2 separate regions of the Homo sapiens genome follow, and region 1 is linked to region 2. The links are chromatin contacts, found by Hi-C in ENCODE. All regions are on one chromosome and are shown on one strand. Each heading gives the region's core, a stretch centred on a gene start or an enhancer-like site at or near the end of the contact. The rest is flanking DNA. Distances are from core to core; before and after follow the strand shown.

The links. A loop is a pair of places that touch in the nucleus more often than their neighbours do. Pooled maps may share reads with other maps.
Region 1: a loop to region 2 is called in a map of heart right ventricle, with 6 times the contacts of the local background. The contact joins the promoter of OR4S1 here to the enhancer-like site in region 2. A Hi-C loop is called at or near these places in 23 of 168 maps with a recorded cell type or tissue (A673, CD4-positive, alpha-beta T cell, CD4-positive, alpha-beta memory T cell and 15 more), 15 of 37 single-sample maps with no recorded cell type and 28 of 50 pooled maps.

Annotation. Positions count from the first base shown.
Region 1 is chr11:48,302,863-48,308,814 of GRCh38, reverse strand. OR4S1 (olfactory receptor family 4 subfamily S member 1) reads right to left here and starts at 2,592. Exons shown (of 1, transcript NM_001004725.1): 1 at 1,663-2,592. The coding sequence starts at 2,592. The coding sequence ends at 1,663.
Region 2 is chr11:48,168,940-48,174,713 of GRCh38, reverse strand. It overlaps PTPRJ (protein tyrosine phosphatase receptor type J), which reads right to left. Exons shown (of 25, transcript NM_002843.4): 25 at 3,875-5,774. Among named protein-coding and RNA genes, the nearest start is that of OR4B1, 45 kb to the left of the region's middle. Within about 2 kb of position 1,678, at least 4 of the 41 ENCODE cell types and tissues checked have a DNase peak (open chromatin) inside an H3K27ac peak, as active enhancers do; they include heart left ventricle and heart right ventricle, where a contact is called at or near this core.

The DNA of each region.
Region 1 (5,952 bases), core at 1,343-3,842, 130 kb before region 2:
AGTGCTGGGATTACAGGCGTGAGCCACTGCGCCCGGCCACTTACCTTTAAACCTGAATAACCATTCATGCATGCTCCCACATTGTTCCAAGGAGTTTTATAAGGGGATTATTTATCCAACACAGATTAAGCTGGTGTATGAAAACTTCTGAGAATATTATGCTTTCAAGGTGTCAACTGCTATTTTATTGCTACTATTTTTTCATAATCAAGATCAACGTTTGCATTTGTGTTTGTTCAGCATCAGATGGTACTAATGAGTCTTCTTTACTACCACCACTCTCACCCAACTCTCATCACATTCCTGATGATTATATCTCATTCATGAAGTTGTTGAAAGGATCAAAAAAGTTAATACAATTAAAATATTTAGAAGAGTGTCTGCAGATTGGAAGAATTCAGTAAGGGTCAGCTTTTACCACACACTGAAATATAAACTCCATGAGAACAAAGAGTTTTGCCTGCTTTCTTTTGTGCTGTACTTCTAGCCCCAGGAATATCACCCAGCAAATGCTAAGTGTTCAATAAACATTTTTGGAGTAAATGAAATAATCAGATAGTTTGGTTACAAGGGCTTTGAGGGAAAGGATAGAGGGGTGAATAGGAAGAGAAAGGGGAATCGAAGATATTATGTTAAAACAGCTAGCAGCCACCATTGAACAACAGACTTTGATTTAGGTCTTTACAAAGTCTTATAGGTCCTCTCACAGCCTTCTGAAGCTGGTATTGTCAATATCTCCTTCTGTAAATGTGGAAATTGAGGCCCAATGAGGTTACATGACCCACGAATGTTTAAGAGATACCTAATCCGGCTCGTTTAATTGCATTCTGTACAAACTTGGCTCCCTCTAGCGGCAAAATGGAGCAAAGCAACAGGGGTTAAAGAGGGCAGCAGTCAGCTGTTCTGCTGGAGAGAGGAATCAGCACCACTGAAAGAAGTGCTGACAACTTGTTCTTCCTGGTTGTTCTCTTCATCATCCCAAGTCATCATCACCATCATTCCTGGTCTTTCAAAAGTTCTTGGTCATTCCTGCTTGGTGTCCATTTAGTCACACTTTATCAAGAGGTCCTGAGGAAAAGCTCTGAAAGCTGACTTAGGGACCTGTGTTCTAGTCCTCACCCTGCTCTGGAGTTAAAGTGTAACTTTTAGTAAATCCCTTGACCTCTCCACATTATTTATTTACTTATTTATTTATTTATCTGCCTGCTGAGAGCATGAAAGGGTAAGAGTAAAGTGGCTCTTTACTCTTAAAAGAAAAGAATGAATTCCATTGAGCACTGTGTTAGCCAACACAAAGGAATTATGTAGTGATTTTATTCATTTATCAATGAGATATCTGGACTTCCAAGACACTCCCTCATTCACAGGCCCTCACACGTTTCCTGAATGAGCTCTTAAATATCGCACTAAAAGCATCCTGGACTGTACTCTCCTTGAGGGAAAGATTATATCTTACTTTTATTTGTATTCTCACTCACTGTAAACATCCAATAAATATTTAATGAATAAAGGATTGAAAGAATATGTGGAATTATTATAACAACAAGAGCTAGGAGGATAATTGCCATTGCAAACATCAGACTGGAAATAAAAAGGCTGTGTTAGATGCTACAAGATGGAAAGTCTCCCAATTTCCTAGCTGGATTGAGATTCTCTGGAATGTCACTTCTCCCCTAAGCTCCTCTTGACCCTAAACAGCTTCCTCATGGCATTTTTCACATCGTTGTTCCTTAGTGTATAGATCAAAGGGTTCAGCAAAGGTGGCATCACAATGTTAAAGAGGATGATAAGTTTGTCAGCAGCCAGGGTGGTGGAGGGACGAATGTACATGAACATGGGGGGCATGAGAACCAAAAGGACAGTGATTACGTGTGAGCCACATGTGGAGACAGCCTTACGCCGGTCCTCAGATGACTGGCTTCTTAGGTTCAGTAAGATGATAACATAGGAAATGATAAGGATAAAAAAGGATGCTAAAGAAATCATACCGCTGTTGGCCACCACGATGAGACCTACCATGTAGGTGTCTGCACAGGCCAACTTGAGCAGGGGATGAACATCACAGAAGAAGTTGTCTATCTCATTGGGCCCACAAAAAGGCAGCTGAACCGTGAGGAGGGTCTGCAGGATGGAATGCAGGAAGCCAGCTAACCAGGAGGCCCCCGCTAGCAGGCCACACTTCCGGCAATCCATGATGGCTGTGTAGTGCAGGGGCCTACAGATGGCCACATAGCGGTCATAGGCCATGGCTGTAAGGAGGAAGATCTCAGTGCCACCAAAGAAGTGGGCAGAAAAGAGCTGGGTCATGCAGCCATTGAAGGAGATGATCTTATGCTCCACAAAAGTGTCAGCAATCATCTTGGGTATGGTAGTGGATGGATAACATATGTCAGCAAAAGACAACTGGCTCAGGAAGAAATACATGGGAGACTTCAGGGTCTTTCTAGCATTGATGGTGATGATGACCAGAAGGTTCCCCAGGACAGTGAGCACATGAAAGAGGAAGAATACCACAAAGCATGTATGCTGCATCTCTCTGCTCTCAAAAAGGCCAAATAAAACAAACTCAGTCACATTGTTCTTGGCACCCATGGATTATCTGCCCTGATGACCGACAAAGTGGCTGGCTGGCTCTGCAAAGACATAAATTATGAGACATAAGAAAGTTTTCTGAGATACCACCAAGATTATGGAGTAAGAAAGATACTAGCCTTCATCCCCATCACAAAAAATACATATATAATATATATAATATATTATTATATATATATATAAATTATATATTATATATAATAATATATATTATATATATATAATATATAATATATATTATAATATATATTATATATATAATATATAATTTATATTATATATAATAATATATATAAATCTATAATATATAAATATATATATCTTAAATATATAATATATAAATATGTATATCTTATATATATATCTCTAGAGCGAGAGAGAGACAGCTATCCACAAACCAAAATAGGTCTGCGAGGGTTCAAGGGCCCATTAAAGAATCTGCAGCAATACAGAGGAGCAAAAACATGGAGAATAGCCGCACACGAAGGATTTCTAGTGATATCTGCATACTTGAGATGCCAGGAGATGGTTAGGAACAAACAGGAAAGGTTGAGGCAATTAGTATCAGCCATGTGGTGGTAGTCATCAAGATCCCTGCTTTGCAGAGAACGCTAGCATTTATGCCACTGAGATAACCAAGAGCCATTCCCACCAGGAAACCCTAGAGAGGGAGACACAACTGTACTGCCTCCACCTGCAAGAAGCAGATGCTATTGAGCTACTTTGGAAAAGGAGCTGCCACCTCCCCAACACCATGCAAACCCCAAACTGCAGCTGCCCCTTGAGAGCTCACACTCAGACCCAGGGTCTGGGACTGCACTGCACCCACCCATGTATCAGACACTGGGCCATCACTAGAGCAAGCTCTGGGCCCTGGAGTCAAGGTCTCTCTGGGCATGCCCACACTTTGGGCACCAGTTCACCCTCCACAGAAAGTTAGTCCCTACCCCAACTCCAGAGCCATTGTAACTCTACATATATCTATGCTCCCATTCTTGGCTCCCTGGCTGCTTCAAAGCATTCACACCTCTAGCACTGTTACCTATGTGGTGGCAGGAGTGTCTTCACCCTAAGCACCAGTGTCATTATCATTCCAGATCCCAGAACCATAGTTCCTTCAGGTGTGCCCATGACCCAAGCCTCAGTTACATGGCTGCACAATAGGTGCCACCCAAAATACACCTGTGCCACCAACATCAAGAGGAAGCACACATACCAGAACCATGTCAAATGGTTCCCTAAGCCACAACTTCCCCAGTGGGAGAAAATTAAATAAGGAAGACCTTAGCAGCCACTACCAGCAACGAGCCTGAAAACCCTTGCTGTCACTGCAAACATCCAAGAATTTGGCCACTGAGGATCCCTCAAATCTGGGTCAACATTGACGTCAGCTAACAGGGCCACACAAAGACTATAAAGCCACATCCCACTGGTGCCAAAACCAATCCATCCCACCCACTCAGTCCATCCCATTATATGCTTGTGTCAGTCTGGGCCACAAGGATTGCAAAGCACCATCATGCCCCATAAGAGAAAATCTTTCCACACTGAAATTAGCCAATGAAATTTGCAAGAGATGACTACTCCACCAAATGTGCAGACATCAATAAGAGGGTAACAAGAAACAATGAAACACCAAGAAATCATACCACCAAAAGAACACAATAATTTCCAAGTTGCTGACCCCAAAGAAATGGAGGTATGTAAACAGGCTGAAAAATAATTCAACATAATTGCTTTTAAAGCTTCATGAAGTAAAGGAAAATACAGAGAAATCATTTTTAAAAAATCAGGAACATAGTAAAAAACCAAAATGAGAAATTTAACACAGATATTGAAAATACATTAAAAATCAAATAAAAAAGAGAGAAGACTTATAAATAAAATGAGAAATGAAAGAAGAGACATTACAACTCATACCACAGAAATATGAAGAATCACAAAAGACTACTATGAACAATTATAGACTTACAAATTGAATAACCCAAAAGAAACAGATAAATTCCTGGCCACATACAATCTAACAAGACTGAATTATGAAGAAATAGAATATATGACCAAACCAATAATGAACAAAGAGAATGAACAAATAATAAAAGTTTTCCATCAAAGAAAATCCCAGGAACGGATTACTACTAAACTCTACCAAACATTTAAAGAACTAATGCCAATCCTTCTCAAACTCTTCCAAAACAAAATGAAGAGGAGGGAATATTTCCAAACTCATTTTATGAGGACAACATTACCCTAATACCAAAGCCACCCTAGGAAACTAATAGAAAAGAAGACTACAGGCCAATATCCCTGATGAACATAGATGCAAAATTCCTTAATAAAATCCTAGCAAACCAAATTCAACAACACATTAAAAGGATAATCTGCTTTGATCAAGTGGGATTTATCTCTGAGATACAAGGATGGTTCAATATATGCAAATACTACATTAAGAGAATTGAGGACCAAAACTATATTATCATCTCAATGGATGAAGAAAAACTGACAAAATTCAACATCATTTTATGATAAAAACTCTCAACAAATTAATTACAGAAAGAATGTAATTCTCAACACAATAAAGACCATATGTGACAAGCCCACAACTAACATCAGATTCAATGGCAAAAAGTTGAAAGCTTTTCCTCTAAGATTGGGAATAAGACAAGAATTTCTACTCTCACCACTTCTATTCAACATCATACTGGAACTCTTACCCTAAGTAATTAAGCAATAAAATGAAGTACAAGTCATCAAAAGTAGAAAGGAAGAAATTAAATTTTCTCTGTTTACAGATGTGTGATACAGAAATCCTAAAGTCTCTCCCCCTAAAAAAGCTGTTAGAACTAATAAACAAATTTAGTAAAGTTGTAATATCCAAAATTACCATTCAAAAGTTAGTAGTATTTCTATACATTAACAATAAACTATCCCAAAAAGTCAGGAAAACAATTCTGTTTAGAATCACTATGAAAAAGATAATAATTGGAATAAATTTAACCAAAAAGTTGGAAGATGTGCACATGGAAAATTATAAAACATTGGTAAAATAAATTGAAGAAGACATTAATAAATGGAAATATGTCCCATGTTCATGGACTGGAAGAATTAACATTGTTAAAATGTTCATAGTGTCAAAATCAATCTACAGGTTCAATTAAATCCCTATCAAAAGTCTAATGACATTTTTCACAAACACAGAAAGAAATCTTAAAATTCATATACAACTTCAAAAGACCCAGAAGACCTAAGTAATTATGAATAACACTGGGAGCAACACACTATGTGATTTCAAAATCTACTACTAATTTGTAGTCATCAAAATAGCATGGTACTGGCACATAAAGACAGACATATGGACCAATG
Region 2 (5,774 bases), core at 429-2,928:
AAAGCAAGTTTCAGCCAGGCACGGTGGCTCAGGCCTGTAATCCCAACACTTTGGGAGGCTGAGGTGGGCGGATCACCTGAGGTCAAGAGTTCAAGACCAGCATGGCCAACACAGTGAAACGCTGTCTTTGCTAAAAATACAAAAAAATTAGCCAGGCATGGTGGCACATGCCTATAGTCCCAGGTACTTGGGAGGCTGAGACAGAAGAATTGCTTGAACCCGGAAGGCAGAGGTTGCAGTGAGCCAAGATCATACCATCGCACTCCAGCCTGGGTGACAAGAGCGAAACTCTGTCTCAAAAAAAAAAAAAGCAAGTTTCATTAGCCAGGTGTGGTGGCACGCACCTGTAGTCCCAGCTACTCAGGAGGCTGAGGTGAGAGGATCACTTGAGTCCAGGAGTCTGAGGCTACGGTGAGCCATTACAGTGCCACTGCACTGCAGCCTGCATGACAGAGTGAGACCTCGTCTCTAAAAATAAAAATTTTTAATTTTAAAAAAGAAGCAAGTTTCAAAAAATTGAGCACAGAACCAACTTAAAAGGTTAGCAGCCAGGATAGTGGTTAGCTTTGCCAGGGTGTGGCTGAAAGGGGGCACCAAGGTGGCTTATGGCATGCTGGTCGTATATACTTTTTAATTTGGGTGCTGGTTATATGGGTGTGTTCATTTTTGGACAATTATTCAAACAGCCAACCTATGATTAGTGCATTTTTCTGTCTGTATTACGCTTCAGTAGAAATATTACTCAAAGAAATATGTTAATCTTAAAAAGAAATATGAACATGTTTGATTCCAGTTTTGCAAAAAGATGAAAGCAAATACATGAAGATGAAGATGTATGCATGTGTGCACATATGGGGGGTGTGTGTGTGTGGTGTTTGTGAGAATTCTAAAGGTTACAGAATTATTTACAGTAAAATGTTAACAGTGGTATTTCCTATGTGGTGGGATATATTAGCCCATATTAGTTATCTCTTGCTGTGTAACAAATTATCCCAAAACAGAGCAGTTTGAAACAGTAAACATTTATCATCTCAGATGCTTTCTGCAAGTCAGGGAGTCTGGGTAGGTTCTGGCTTGGGGTCTCCCAGGAGGCTGCAGTCAAGCTGTCGGCCAGGGCTACTGTCATCCAAAGGCTGACCTGAGAATCTGCTTCCAGGCCCACTCATGTAGCTGTTGGCAGGAGGTTCAGAAGAAGCCCACCACGTGGGCCTCTCTCAAGGCTGCTCAGAACATGCCAGCTGGTTTTGGAGAGAGTGCCGTGGGAGGGGGGCTGGAGGGAGAGAGACAGCGAGAGAGAAACTGCACAGTTTTATCTCAGAAGTGGGATGCCATCACCTCTCTGCAATCTACCAGTCACACAGACCAACCCTGCTACAGTGGAGGAGGGGCTACACAAAAATGTGAATACCAGGCGGGAGGATTATTGGGGGACATCTTGTTGAATGGTGACAACATAGGATTTTTTTATTTTCCTTCTTTTCCTAAATTTTTTTACCATGAACATATTATCTAACAAATTATACGGAAAGCTGCCAGCTGCTGGCAAGGGCGCTTCCTTCGCCCTGTTGCTGGTTTTTAGCCTTGCCTTACGGACCTCCTGGTTTCTTTTCCAATCCTATGTGCTCCACTGCCCTGCCACAGCCTAGCCAAGGATTGCTTCCACAGCCCAGTTCTCTGCCGCCATCTAGTGGCATCATCCAAAACTGCTGGCCCCAACAGGGGCCCACTACTCACCTTTTGGGTCAGGAGGCTTCACCTGCCTGCAGGAATGTAAAGCCCAGGCTCTCATGTTGGAGGCCCCAGAGATCTGCCACGTTCAGCCCCAAATAGAGCTGTGAAACCCCAGAAGGGATGGGATGGCTATCAGAACTTGGAAGCTTGGCCGGGCGTCGTGGCTCACGCCTGTAATCCCAGCACTTTGGGAGGCCGAGGCGGGCGGATCACAAGGTCAGGAGATGGAGACCATCCTGGCTAACACGGTGAAACCCCATCTCTACTAAAAATACAAAAAAATTAGCCGGGCATGGTGGCGGGCGCCTGTAATCCCAGCTACTAGGGAGGCTGAGGCAGGAGAATGGCGTGAACCTGGGAGGCGGAGCTTGCAGTGAGCCAAGATCGTGCCACTGCACTCCAGCCTGGGTGACAGAGCGAGACTCTGTCTCCAAAAAAAAAAAAAAAAAAAAAAAAAGAATTTTGTAACTTGACTAGTAAATTTAAAACTATACTGTAGCTTCACTTTTTTGAGGCAAGGAGGGAAAAGTGCTAAGTTTTAAACTAGTTACTCTTAAGTACTCCATATTCATTGGGAGAAGTTAGAAACTATAAACAGGTGAATATAAAAATAAAATCCACTCCTAATCCCACTATTATATTATTCTAGAGTTGTGTTTCTTTTCTTCTATGCACTTATTTAATTCTTATTGGGATTGTTCTCTGTTTATAGTTCTATGAATTTGTTTTCTCACTTAAGCTTTACATTTTATAAAACCACAGGTGATCATTCGGTTTTTCTTTCCCACAATATCTCAATTCCTAGGCTATACCTGGGTAAGGTAGTTTTTATCAAACTAAGTGCTAGGAGCAGAGAATGCTGTGCTATTTTGCAGGGTAGCCTAGTTTGGTTTGTTTTTTTTTTAAGTATGCAGATAACAGGTCAGCAATACAGTGTCTCCCTGCCTCCTCTAAACCAACACTGTGGGCAGAAAAGTTCTGGGACAACTTTGGCCTGAATCAAAACAGGAAGATGATGGATACTTTATCCGCAGCCCAAGCGCTGTCCCTAAGCAGAAAGCCCAGGAGAGCTAACTATATCATAACACACCCCCAACCAACTGGGTATCCATCCACCTGCAGGCTCATACCTCCAACCTTCTGGGAACACACACAATCTTAAGACACACAGCCACTTCCTCCAAGCCTCCTCTTCACTAAATTGCCCTGAATATGTGTTACAGGCTGAACTGGGTCCCTTCCAAAACTCATATGGTCAAGTCCTAACCCCCACTAAAACAGAATTTGACTACATTTGGAGTGTCTTTGAAGAGGTAATTAAGGTAAAATTAGGTCAATAGGGTGGGCCCTGATCCAGTATGACTCGTGTCCTTATAAGATTAGCCGGGAGCGGTGGCTCACGCCTGTAATCCCAGCACTTTGGGAGGACAAGGCGGGTGGATCACGAGGTCAGGAGTTCGACACCAGCCTGACCAACATGGTGAAACCCTGTCTCTATTAAAAATACAAAAAAATTAGCTGGGTGTGGTGGCAGGCACCTGTAGTCCCAACTACTCGGGAGGTTGAGGCAGGAGAATCGCTTGAGCCCGAGAAGCAGAGGTTGCAGTGAGCCAAGATCATGCCACTGCACTCCAGCCTGGGCGACAGAACAAGGCTCCATCTCAAAAAAAAAAAAAAAAGAAGGAGATTAGGACACAGACAAGCAGAGGGAAGACCATGTGGAGGCATGGGGAGAAGACAGCCATCTGCAAGCTACGAAGAGAGGCGCCTGAAGGCTGGGGCAGGAGAACTGCTTGAACCCAGGAGGCAGAGGTTGCAGTGAGCTGAGATCACGCCTCTGCACTCCACTCTGAGCAACAGAGTGAGACTCTGTCTCAAAAAAAGAAAAAAAAAAAAGGCCTCACAGGAAACCAACCCTGCCCACATCTGGATTTCAGCCACCAAAATTGTAGGAAGTAAATCTCTGCTGTTTAAACCACCAGTTGGTGGTACTTGTTACAACAGCCCTAGAAAACTAAAACAATCCGGAAATCCCAAAGAGAAATGTGTTTTTGTTAAGGATGCCCAAGTAAAATGCAGGCCAGTAAACTGCTTGGCACATTGTAAGAAGGAAAAAAGAAGAAAGAAAGAAGCAAAGGCATAATGCATTGACATTTTTTTATATTTGGTATTTGTAAGTCTTTAAAAAAATGTTTTCAGGCCATTTTTTCCTTAAAAAAAAAAAAAGCAACCAACAGCAATACTCTGTACAAGTATAACAAACATTAGAAATATGCATCATTCCAAAATAGTTACAGGAAAATTACAGTTTAGAGTCCACATCAACACATCCTATTTGTATGTGCCCCCAAGGGAGAAAAAGCTACAGTATGTTAAACACACAGCTGCTACACAGTAGTCTGAAAACCCAGGACTTAAAACTTTTGAGGCAAATCAACAACAGTCACCAAGACTTGTTTAGCTCAATAAGTACAATCAAGCATTTCAAAAGAGAACCAGGCTTTTTCATCCCAGATGAAAAACACACGTGATGGGCTGCATAGCTGACCCCCGCCCCTCGATCCCCAACCCCCGGGAGCCTCTGACTCAACAGAGCACAAATCCAGTGGAGTCAATTAGGCGGAAGTCTGGCTGGAGGTCACAGTATGGCTGCAGTGGGCAGACACCAAATGTCATTTCCTGCTGGTGCTGATCATCACTAGATCCAACTTTGGAGGCAAAAAGTCGTTGTTCCTGGGAGATGCTATCAATGGCCCAAATCCCCCAAACCAGCTGGCCACCAGTCTTTGGCCCTTTCATTGACACCCAAACCCATACCAGCTGCTTTTCTGTATGCAATTGTCAAAGACTGAACAGGGGTGCTCACACCATCCCCCCGATTCCACTGGACTCTTCCAATTTGAGCTCATTGTTCCTGGGAGGGGTTGAAGCTCAGAGGCACCCTCCTCTTGCCTCTGACCAACCCCCAGCCTGTGTGTCCTTTATATTTACACATTAATCTTCCCTTTTCAAGCACTGTGCTATAAATACCCTTACCACCCCCACTGGCCCTGTCCCCAGCCCTTTTCAGGATGCAGAGAAGCATCGTGACCTTCGTGTGACCTGCCCATTTGGAATCCCAGACCGCTCCCCCGCAAGAGTTCCTCCCATGATTGCTGGGGCCGCTTGCCCATTTCCCAAGCCCACACCAGGCGGAAGGGAAGAGGGTTCCTGTGTTTTTCATTTTTATACAATATGTTTACAGTTATGTTGCTTTAATCTTTTAAAGTATTTAACCTTTTAAAGGATTTTTTAGCAACAAGTCCCTTCCTCTGACTTCTCTGTGGCAGTGATGTGGGCAGAGCAGGGCTTAGGAGCTCCCTGGGATTTGCCACCCATCACAATGGTTTCGGACATATTGGAGGGGAGAGGGCCACAGCCCACAGAACTGCTGCCTGAACAGGGACCTATGAATGAAGTACCGACCGCTCCGAGATCTGTATGAGTTGGAGGCAGGCCAGTGTGAAGGTGTGGGAGGAATCCGCCCACACCCAGCTTCATACAGCACCCTGAGGACAATGTGGCTTCCCTGATTCACACCTACTGAGCCAAGGCCCCCTCTGAAGTTAGGTCAAGAGGGCCCACCCTAGCCGGGCCAACTCATTCCTTTGAGGACCTGATACTCAATGAACTGCTTACTACCAAAAAAATGCAAAGGATTCAGCAAAAAGTGCAATTTCCATTTGAGAAGTAAGATTCTCCCCAAAACATGACACCACCTTTTCATCCTTTCAGTACCTCAAAGGGAAAGGGAAATAAAAGGCATACAGCACTAACCCTCCGAACCACAGCCGGGGCTTTAAAAGTGTGGTTCACCCTTTAGAACCCTAAAAGACCCATTAACACGTCCAGTCAGTTATCGAAGTGCCAGTGAGGTGAGGGGCGTGGCAGAGTCAGGAGGGACCAGGAGGCTGGAAGAGCCCGCTCACATTCTCAACAGGACACACCTGTCCTGTTTACAGCAGGACACATTACTGTGGCAACAGCCACAGGACTCCAGGGAC